Linked DNA regions of Homo sapiens: region 2 is linked to region 1. Evidence: chromatin contacts called from ENCODE Hi-C data. All regions are on one chromosome and are shown on one strand. The core of a region is the stretch at or near the end of the contact, and the rest is flanking DNA. Distances in the headings are between cores, read along the strand shown.

Region 1 (5,267 bases), core at 1,823-4,322:
CATTTTATACTCACCAAGACTCATCCAGCACCAGTATCTGTGGACTTCCACAATGCTTGATCCACAGGTGTGGAATATAATACAACATAACATCCAAGCAGGACTTACTTCATAGCAAAGGTGGTACAAGCCTGTGACCATGGGTTCCACTGGATGTATCACATGCTGCATGCCCAGAAGCTGGTGGCCTAATAGAGCACTGGAATGACCTGCTGAAGATTCAGTTAAAGTATCAGCTAGAAGACAATATTCTGCAAGAATGAGGTACTGTCTCTCAGGATGCAGGGTCCCTAGTAAGAACAACACTTGGATCCAGGAAACAAGGGATGAAAACAGGAATGTAACCTAACTCACCATTTTTCCCAATGACCTGCGGTGGGACATAGTATTTCCCATTCCTGCAACTCTGAGCTCTGTGGAATTGGTGGTCCTAATCCCCAAAGGTGATATATTCTTGCTAGGGGACACAGTGTCCCACTGAACTAAGCTCAGCAGGTGCCTGGAAACACAGGACTTCTAGAGTTCAGGGGCTAGTAGGCAAGAAAGGAATCAATGCTTTGTCAGAGGTAGCTAAATCCAAACAGCAGGAGGAGATACGCTTGCTGTTACACAATGGGAGCAAGTAAGAATATATGTGGTACTTAGGCGATCCACTTTAGCATCTCTTGGTAATCCCTTACCTTATAGTGACCATCAATGAAAAAATGCAGCAGCACCTGCCTGAAAAGAAGATCACTACCAGGCGCTCAGACTTCCCAGGAATTAGGATTTTTACACCACCAGTTTACCATAGAGAGCAGTAGAGCAGTAGCTGACAGCAAGGGAAATTTAGAATGAATAGTGGAGAAGAGAGGCAATGGATTCAGTGTGGCCTCAGGACCCAAAGATGGGGAGTGTAGTTTGTCTCACTAACTTGCCACTTCTAAATTTTTTTTAGGAAGAAATGTGCACTAGAACCCTGGAAAAGTTGTTCCTGAAAGGTGTATGGAGACTGGGTGTATGGAGACTGTGACAGGCACAGAGAGATGCTGCTCAGATACCTCTTCAAGAAAGGACTTGCTTGTAGCCTAGCTGCAAGCAGTGTGGTTAGGTGACAGCCTTCAACTGTTGAATCTTCATGTCCACCTTGGGTTTTTAGTTGAGGCCACACTCTTCTTGGGGTGGCTCTAGCCAGTGACTGAGCAAAACTGGTACAAGGGCCTAGCCATTTCATCCCATTGTAGGCCTCTTCATCTTTATTCTGGAGCTACTATTTCCTCCATTTTCCTTTCACCTTTATTATTCATAACTCTTTCTCAGTGTCTGCTTCCTGAAGGACCCAACTGACAAATCCAATTCTTTTCCAGCTCCATCTAGTTCTCCTCTGCTCAACCCTAACTTTCCTATTTCTGTTGATAGTTGTAGAGGTAGTATATTCATCAGGGTTCCCTAGAGGGACAGAACTAATAGGATATAGATAGATAGATAGATAGATAGATAGATAGATAGATAGATACACACACACGCACACACACACGTATATATATCCTATTACATATATATCCTATTTTTTATATATATCCTTATATATATATCCTAATATATATATCTATATATAAGGATATATATATAAAAAGGGGAGTTTATTAAGTATTAACTTACACAATCACAAGGTCCCACAATAGGCTGTCTGCAAGCTTGAGGAGCAAGGAGAGCCAGTCTGAGTCTCACAACTGAAGAATTTGGAGTCCAATGTTTGAGGGCAGGAAGCATCCAGCATGGGAGAAAGATATAGGCTGGGAGGCTAGGCCAGTCTTGCCTTTTCATATTTTTCTGCCTGCTTTATATTCGATGGTAGCTGATTAGATTGTTCCCACCAGATTAAGGGTGAGTCTGTCTTCCCCAGTCCACTGACTCAACTGTTAATCTCCTTTGGCAACACCCTCACAGATACACCCAGGATCAATACTTTGCATCCTTCAATCCAATCAAGTTGACATTCAGAATTAACCATCACCGGTAGTATTGTGGGTTTTTAAATATATGAATACAAATGTTCATCTCCAGATCCATCTCCTGTGCCCTGTATTGGTGCACCAAAATGCACCATCAACAATGGCCAAATATCTTAAATATGAAATAAAATAGATAACACTATTGTATACTAGCAATTATCTTAAATGCATCTTGTGTATCAACTAATTCAATTCTTAAAACTACTGCCTGGATGGATACTATTGGTATTTCCATTTAACAGATCAGGAAACGGCCACAGAATGTGAAGTTACTTGCCCCAGTCATCCATAAATAATAAAAGGACTCAAGATTCAAAATAAGTAGTCCAACTGCAGTGTTTTTATTCTTAATCATCACACTCTGCCTCCAGAAAGGAGTGGAAGCACAGCACCCTAAAACTGTAATAGAGAAGTGTGTGGAGAAACCAGTCCTGGTTTATGAAAGATTTGATAACATAAAGATATTCTTGGTTTAGGAAGAGAGTTTCCAAAATAGCAAGTAGTTGAACTTTTAGGTTTTGTTACTAGTGAAAAGTGAAGTTTAAAGAAACTGTTTGATGCCCTAGTTCTGCACGCTGTACAAACTGCTACTTCCTACTCAGCCAGGCAATCTCTTTATTCTCAGGTCATACCAGTTGGTACCTTAACCTAAAAGAGAGGCAACACAGTCTCTATAGAATTAGTTTTTCCTCATTATTTCACTCTATTTATGATTTAATATTCTCCCATTCTTATGGCCTGGATATCTTGGAATTTATTAGGCACTTAACTGTTGGTCAAACTCTTATAAAGTCTCAGGAAAATCTCTCTCTTAAGATTTTTCAAGGAAAGTGACAACTGACTGCTTTTTTAAAAAAAATTTCCCCAAAATGCAGTGAAATAGTTTTAAAGTAAATTCGGCTAGACCCTGAACACTACTAGGCTGCCAGTGAGCAGCGTGGATGTTAACTCGCTGGCGCGCATCTGTATGAACTACAATTCCCATCGTACACCGCGCCATTTCACGCTAAACTACAATTATGCTTTCCTCATTTCCGTCAGCACAGGCGCTGGATTTCGGACTTTGTAGTTCATGCCAACTTCTCTTTTTTGTCGCCATTTTGGCAACAAGACAGTGTGCCTGGATCGACTACTTTGACTCTGGTATTATGATATGGTATTTGAAATAAATTAAAGGGATAACGTGTCAAGCCAATTGAGCGTCAAGTTTTTAAATATTTCACTATTCGCCTTCTTCCTACCGTCGGTGCTCGGGAAGAGGAAGTGACGTACGTCCGGTGTAATGGCGGCGCGGTGGAGCTCTAGGTAATTATCGAACTCCGTGGAGTCCCCGCAGGCAGAGACGCGGAGTGGGGGTGGCGGGTCGCCGGATCGGGTGGGAAGTAAAAGACCCCCAGGAGTGGGTGCGGGCTCACTGATACGGCTGTGAGCGGCATTGGAGTGTGCGTGGGTCTTCTCGCTACGCTCGGGCCCGCAAGAGGGGTGTGAGAGCGGCTAGGTCCAAGCAGGTGGGGAGGGAATGGGCTGCCATGAACTGACTGCCTGAGCGGACCGGCTGACCTTCCTTGTGAAGTTCCTGGAGCTGTCTGAAATCCTGCACCAACGCTGGTGCTGTGTTGTTTCTTGTGCACTGCGTTTTATACTTAGAGCCTCTGGAGTCCATTGGGGCTTGCCAAAGCCCCTTTCCTAGTGCCCGGGTCCCAGGGTCAGGGGAGTGGGATTAATGAGATCTAGTTGATTAAAAGTTAGTTGAATTACTTGCACTCTTATGCCTCTTGCCGGCATTATATCCCTTTGACTATTTGTTTTAAATTTCATTAGCGTCTTCTTTTTCATTTATTTGCCCTGTAAATACTGATAGTGTCTAGTGTTTAGTCTTGAAGACACTTCGCTTCTCATGTGCCCGCTTCATCTGTCATTCTTGATCCTTCCATAACTTGAACTATCTCCAGTGAGGTAATAACTGCCAAACTTGGGTCTCCAGGCTCCACCTCTCTAACGAGCTCTGGGTCCTACAACACAGCATTATATAACGGAAATATAATAGTTAATTTCACTGAGTTTAACTGCAAAAACCACGGTACCTATTTCCATTTAATCCTAACAATTCTTCTGAGGTAAGTGGAGAAGGCAGGATTTGGAGAAAGGCTATTCTAGATGCAAGAATTAGGTAAGAGTTTCCTTTGCATTTTTAGATGTGCAGAGACTCGAAATAGCAGATAAGCAAGCAAACTTGGTTCTCAGCAGATCAGTTAACCTACCTCTTATCTGTATTTAGACTTACCTTGTTTTAGGATTGCTTGTGAATTCAGGAGTTAACATAAATTATCATCCTACTATGGAAGGGCAGATTTAAAATTGACATTAAAAGTGTGGTTTTGACCAGGAGAGGAGAAGCATTGTTACAGGCGTTATCAGTAGGTGGAGGAAAGCCACTTGTGTTGGTCCTGGGTGATGGACTAGTAGACCAAAGATTTCTGTTTTATCCAGCTATTATTAGGTCTGTCACTTGGAGCAAGTTACCTAAAGTCTCTAGTGTCAGCTTCATCATCTGGAAACATGTAGGTAGTAATACAATACCTGCCTCACTGTATTGTCTTTTTTTGAGTATAAAGAAAAATAATGCAGATGAGGCACTGAGCACAGCGTTAGCGTTGTATTATTGTAAATTACTACTATGATACAGTTGATGAGTTCTCTCTGTTCCTCAATTCTTGTTCTCTGGTTCTGAATGTTGCCTTTCCACCTGTAAGTGTCCTTCCAGTTGTTTTTTGTTTTTTGTTTTGTTTTGTTTTGTTTGAGACGGAGTCTTACTCTGTCGCCCAGGCTGGAGTGCTGTGGCGCTATCTCGGCTCACTGCAAGCTCCGCCTCCCTAGTTCATGCCATTCTCCTGCCTCAGCCTCCCAAGTAGCTGGGACTAAGGTGCCCGCCACCACGCCTGGCTAATTTTTTGTATTTTTAGTAGAGACGGGGTTTCACTGTGTTAGCCAGGATGGTGTCTGTCTCCTGACCTTGTGATCCACCCGCCTCGGCCTCCCAAAGTGCTGGGATTACAGGCGTGAGCCACCGCTCCCGGCTAGTGTCCTAGTTTTAAGTGTCCATGCCACTTTAATGGAGTCTTTCCCAACTCAGTTGACTGGGGCTCTGAGACTGTCTTGGTTATAAGTTAAAGGCCAAGAACTTTGATCTAATACACTGGTGTATTGGTTCCAAAAATGTCTTCTGAATCAGCAGCATCATCTCCTTGAAGCTTGTTAGCAATGTAAATTACT
Region 2 (5,532 bases), core at 2,544-5,043, 4.0 Mb after region 1:
AGGTTAAGAGCTGTTATCATTGCAGACTGTGAGGGCTGCCTGCTGCCTAAATACGCATCACCCAGCAAGGGACATCCACTTTCCTCTGGGCTGCCCAGTGGGACGCGCAGAACATCTCTGTCAAAGATGAAGGGTGAGGTCTTGGACCACCTGACATGGTACCATGTTCCTTTTTCCATTCCTCACAACCCTTCTATCCCTATAGATTTAGTCTGCAGGGCCCGAGAATCTATATTTCAATAAGCACTGTGGTGACTCTTATGCAGGTAGCCTCTGGCACTGGCATACCACTTCCCAGAGAAACTCAGCAATAAGAAGAATCTCCAGTGGCATTTGTCAAAAAATCCACATTTCCAGGCCCCCTATACCAGACAAGTGAAATCAGAATCTCTAGGGGATGGGCCTGAGAATTTGAGTTTTTGATAAGGGACACTGGTGACTCTCAGAGAAGTCTGGGAAACTGCTCTAGTTTAAAATTCTGTTCTCAATATATTTTTATTTATTTTTTGAGACTGAGTTTTGCTCTTGTTGCCCAGGTTGGAGTGCAATGGTGACATCTCAGCTCACTGCAACCCTCTGGCTCCTGGGTTCAAGTGCGTCTAAATATGTTTAAAAACAAAACATCTTATTTACAATAAAGACATATGTATTTTGAAAAAATAAGTACCCTGCAGAAAACAAAAAATTGCAAATGGTAATATATATTTTTTTCTCCAGCCCAGTGCTGCAGACCTAAAGATTCCAATGTTTACATCTTCCCTTGAAGTCACAAAAATATCTTAAACTTAACGTGTTCAAATTGAAATTACCCTCTTCCCCCAAACCTGGCTCTCTTCCAGTGTCCTCCATATCTCAATGATGGCATTACTATCCACCCACTGGGTCTGCTAGAAATTCTGAGTTATCTGACTCCTCCCTCTCCCTCAGTCCCCATCCCACCCCATGATATTTGAATCCATCACCAAGACCTTCCACTTTACTTCCTATTGTTCCATTTCCCCCACTTCTGTCCATCTCCTTGTTCCTACCCCAAGCCACTTGCATGCCTACCAACACTAACACCACTCATAGATTTAATTAGTCCAGTGCTGGCTCTGCTTGTGTTCCCACACTGCAGCTGGAATGATCTTTTCAAAACACAGATCCAATCATGTCAAATGCCCTCCCCCTCCCTTTTTCTCTTAAGATTACAGTTCTTAATATGGCCAATAAGACTCTGCTTAATCTGGTCTCCAGCTTCAAACTGGTGCACTTTCTCCCTGCAACCTAGGCTCTAGCCACAATAGCCTCCTTTCAGTCCCTCAGGCTTGCAGTGTTCCCTTCTGACAAAAAGGCTTTACACATGATATTCCCTCTGTTTCCCACTCTCCCTTTTTCAGTTTCTCATCTTTTGGATCTCCATTCTGGTGTGACTTCCTCAAAGAAGCCTTACCTAACCTCTTTGACCATACCAATGAATGCCACTTATGTAAGTTCTTAAGTTCTCATAACACCTAGGTAAATTCAACCTATTTTAAACTAGACCATTTAAAACTCCATTGGTTAGAGCAATTTGTTTCCTCTCTCCAAGTATTCTCTGGTGTTCTTCTCTGTTGTTCTTTGGATTTCATTCTTTAGACCCTATCCCAGAACAATTTCAGGGTTAGTAGGGGATAACTCTTGACATTTGGACTCTGCTAAAGCAGCACCTTCACTGGCTTTCTCACATTCTCTCCGGCTGCTGTTTTCTTATCATTTTCCAATACCGTGAACATTAGCCTCTATCACAGCACTTATTTAGTCTGCATTGTATTTTTTTTAAGGTTTCTCTCACTAGTGTCAGCGGCTTTAGGACAGCTGGTTTATTTATCTCTGTATCCTCAGCACGTAACACAGGGCCTTGTCAATAAATATTTGGAACCACCCTGTAGCCTGAAGTCCAGCCACAATAGTGTGTATGTTGATTTCTCTGCTTGTAATGTCTTTCCCTCACTTTATTTGCTCGATGAACAACTATTCTTGATATGAAGGAGGCAGTGGCTTAGTGTTACCTTCAACAGTGTACATAATCTTTCTACATTTCAGTTTCCTCATTTGAAAAATGATACTAAAAAGGTTGTTGGGAGGATTAAAAGAGTTAATGATTAAATACTTCTCTCCCTTCTCTTTCCAGGTCAAATCTCTACTCTCGGTAGAGCAATTCCCTAGGGAATTTTATCTCAGGATTAGGTTTTTGGAATCTCGTGTATCCAGACAGCTCTTCTCTGTCCCCTTGCTACCCTTTTTTCAGAGGTGGGGTATCGCTTGGTAGCCCAGGCTGGAGTACAGACACTGATGGCTCAATTGAAACCAGAGGACACATTACTGGCAAGTGGAAAGCCGTTCTTCCCAGTCTTCTTAGGAAAGGAGATCTTTCTGCGGTGAGATATATTTGCAAAACTGCACAGGACTTTAATACTTTGCAACAGCAAAGGTTGAAAAACAAAACGGTTAAATTTCCACATCAAAACAGGTGAAATGTTTCTGTTCATTTTCTTCTACATTTGGAAAGTGCCTGATCCACAGTGACACGCTAAACTTCAGTTCCCTTCCCCTCATCCTTGCAAGTGTACAGAACTGTAACTAAATATTTAGGCAATTAGGGCAAGCAAATTGCACAGTGAATTATGCGGTAGCTTCTAGTATAATAAATTTTCTTACCAACCAAACAATGCTCAGTTGCTTCTCTTGACAACCTGTTTGCATCGTCAAAGTTTAAATGTAACATATTAAAACTATTACTCTTTAAAAAATCATTGAAACTTTTTTGTGTATAAATAAAAAAATAGAATAAAAATAAATAAAAAATAGAAAAAAACCCATGAAAAATGTTTGCACATGGGGTAAAGCATGTAAAAGGGGTAAAGCATGATAAAAACCTTCGCTGAAGTTTCCCTGCTCACACATTACTGTGTGCACGTCTAGTCTTTTTCTCATTCAGGCATCATTTGTTATTTGTCTTTTCCAGTTGAGGAGGACACTTAATACCGTTTCGGCAGCGTTTCAAATCCGAGTCAAATATAGCCTGAGTGGTTTTTTTGTGGGTCCACCTATCAGGGCCTGTGAAGAGTGTTCTTGGGGTTAAGAGTTCTAAGATAGAAAACTCAGCTTATGCTGTTACCCGCAGGTTTTAAAGCAACATGATACGGCGTTTGAAGCTTACCTCACACCGGTGAGGTAAGCGTCCAGTCATCAAATGACCCTTTTTGACGTCCAAGAGTGACAGAGCCTCAAGCACTCCTGGGGACCGGGCTGACTTTTCTCCACTGGCTTGGTTGGGAACTGGCTTCTTCGGAGCTGTGTAGTCTTAATTTGCTTTGCTGCTGGCTGGCTGACAGCTGATGGGGGACTCCTCAGGACGGACTCCCTTCCAGATGCACCCATCTCCATCCTTCTCAACTCCCCAACCTTTGTCCTCCCCACTCTTCGCTCGCGCGGCGGTCTGAGACCACCAGGACCAGTTTCAGGGGTTTCCTTCTCCAGCGAGACTTGGCAGAACAGGCTTTAAAAGCAAAGGAGGCAGCGGAAGAGTAAGAAATAACTATATTCTAAGAGTCATAATAAATGGCAGTACATAACTGCGACACGACACCGAGCAGCCTAAGCTGGCTGCGGAGGCCACAAACACAAGATCCTAACCTCCCGGCCGACCCGCCCCAACAACTACCCGCCCAGGGTACGGTCACGTGACGGGGGAGCGGCGCGCGCCGACCGCGGCGCCAATTGGCGAGCGGCTGGAGCGCGGGGTTTCATGGGAAGGAGTTGGCCCGGCTTGTCTCTCTGTCAGTGGCGGCTGCTGCCTGCTCTGGAGGCAGGCTGGGCGGTGGCGGCCGAGACTGGCGGGGGTGGACGCCCGGGCCGGGCTGCGCCCGCTTCTTGCAGGTAGAACGCTCAAGGCGAGGGCAGTTGGGAGGGCTCTGCAGCGGGGAGGCATGCTGAGCTGTGCCCCTGGGAAATAAGCTGCGGGTTCCCCGCTTGCCTCTCCTTGGTGCCCCCGCCTCCTGCCAAGTGGCCTAGAGCTCTGCGGCGGCTGCTAGTCAGGCTGCGCGGTGGTCCGCGCAGACCCAGGCTCGCCGCCTTGTTCCCTGGATTTCCCAGCACACTGGCAGTGGTGGCGCTGGAGTCTTGAAACCCTTGTTTCCCCTCTAGGGCTGGTAGTTTCTCCAGCTCGGTTCTAGGAGATTCCGGGTGGTGACTGGCTTGAGCCCCAGCTCTTTGGCCCACTTGTGTCGAGCTTATCTCGACACAGGTGGGGCAAAGAGGTCAGAAGGTCCCAAACTAGCATTTCCTACGCTCAGCTGTCCGCTTTGAGCGTTCTCTCCGCTTCTCTTTCTGAGTTGTGCGGAGGCTCCAAGAGTTAGAAAGACCAGAAGGGACTGAAAACTGTCAGTGTCATGCTGCCGGGCTCTAGCGTGTGGGCGTGGAGTACGTGCTACTTAGAGAAGAGACTCTCCAACCATTGTCCTTATTTCAGGGATGGTGGGCTGTGGGGTGGAGGGGAAGGGCGAAGGTGCATTGTATCAGAGGCGTGGTAGGAGGAGAAAAACAAATCTAAATTCCGTCAGTTCATAGTTTACGGATTGAGAAAGAGTTGAAATTGGTCAACTCAGCTTTGCTGATGGTGCTTTCACAGTACTAAGCAAGACCCGTGAATCACTGAGTTTTCCGTGTTCTGCTTTTCCCAGTTGGCCTCCGGTGTGTGTTGCTCGGTGTCTACTGTTTCCTCCTTTCTTTATGGCCTGGGTGTCAGCATTGACAAAATTGACTCTATTCAACAGCGGTTTGGTGGGTGTGAGTAAGCTTGGTTTCAGGAATATGTTCAAACTGGCAGGGAATGCTCATTTCTTTTCCTCAGCAGCCCCCAGAAGACCAAGTTGACTTTTAACACATTTTCTTAAACAGGAGTGGTGCGTTTAAATTAGAATTTTAAGGTTGTCTGTTATCTATTGAGATCAGCTCAGTAATGATGTTAGTAAACTTATATAGTGTTTATATGTTATATAAACAAGAAAATACAAGAAAAGGAGAAGTTATATGGCTATTAAAAATATATGACTTCACATAGAAACATTTATAATCAAATAGTAATTTTTTGGTGGTATTTAGTTCAGATGAAAATTGACTTACCATGAAAGCAAGCACTAATCATTATATATTAAGAGTGCTTAATATATAATAGAGGTGTACTTTTCATTAAAATTCTTTTTGAGGAGCAATAAATGTGGCTTGGGCTATTTCAGAATTGTCTTTTCAGTTAGGACATTTGAAAGTTAGAATTCTAGAATAAATCACCTTTACTCTTCAATTGTATAGTATAATATGTTATGGAGGTACTGTTGATGGTGATTAAATAGCTTATACTTAACTTTGGAATTTGATAAACATAGAACTTCCTTTGCTGTTTCCTTCAAAGACCTACAAGGTTATTTAATGGCAGAGTCTACAGAATTTTTTGCTCTATTTCTTATACTAGAGAAAATGAGAGCAATCTATTTTTGTAAAAATACAAACTAA

Evidence for each region. A loop is a pair of places that touch in the nucleus more often than their neighbours do. Pooled maps may share reads with other maps.
Region 2: a loop to region 1 is called in a map of CD4-positive, alpha-beta memory T cell, with 28 times the contacts of the local background. The contact joins the promoter of LNPK here to the promoter of CWC22 in region 1. A Hi-C loop is called at or near these places in 3 of 168 maps with a recorded cell type or tissue (CD4-positive, alpha-beta memory T cell and naive thymus-derived CD4-positive, alpha-beta T cell) and 11 of 50 pooled maps.

What each region holds. Positions count from the first base shown.
Region 1 is chr2:180,005,102-180,010,368 of GRCh38, reverse strand. CWC22 (CWC22 spliceosome associated protein) reads left to right here and starts at 3,072. Exons shown (of 20, transcript NM_020943.3): 1 at 3,072-3,502. RefSeq lists an enhancer at 3,392-3,924.
Region 2 is chr2:176,000,528-176,006,059 of GRCh38, reverse strand. LNPK (lunapark, ER junction formation factor) reads left to right here and starts at 3,793. Exons shown (of 13, transcript NM_030650.3): 1 at 3,793-3,900. RefSeq lists an enhancer at 3,380-3,599.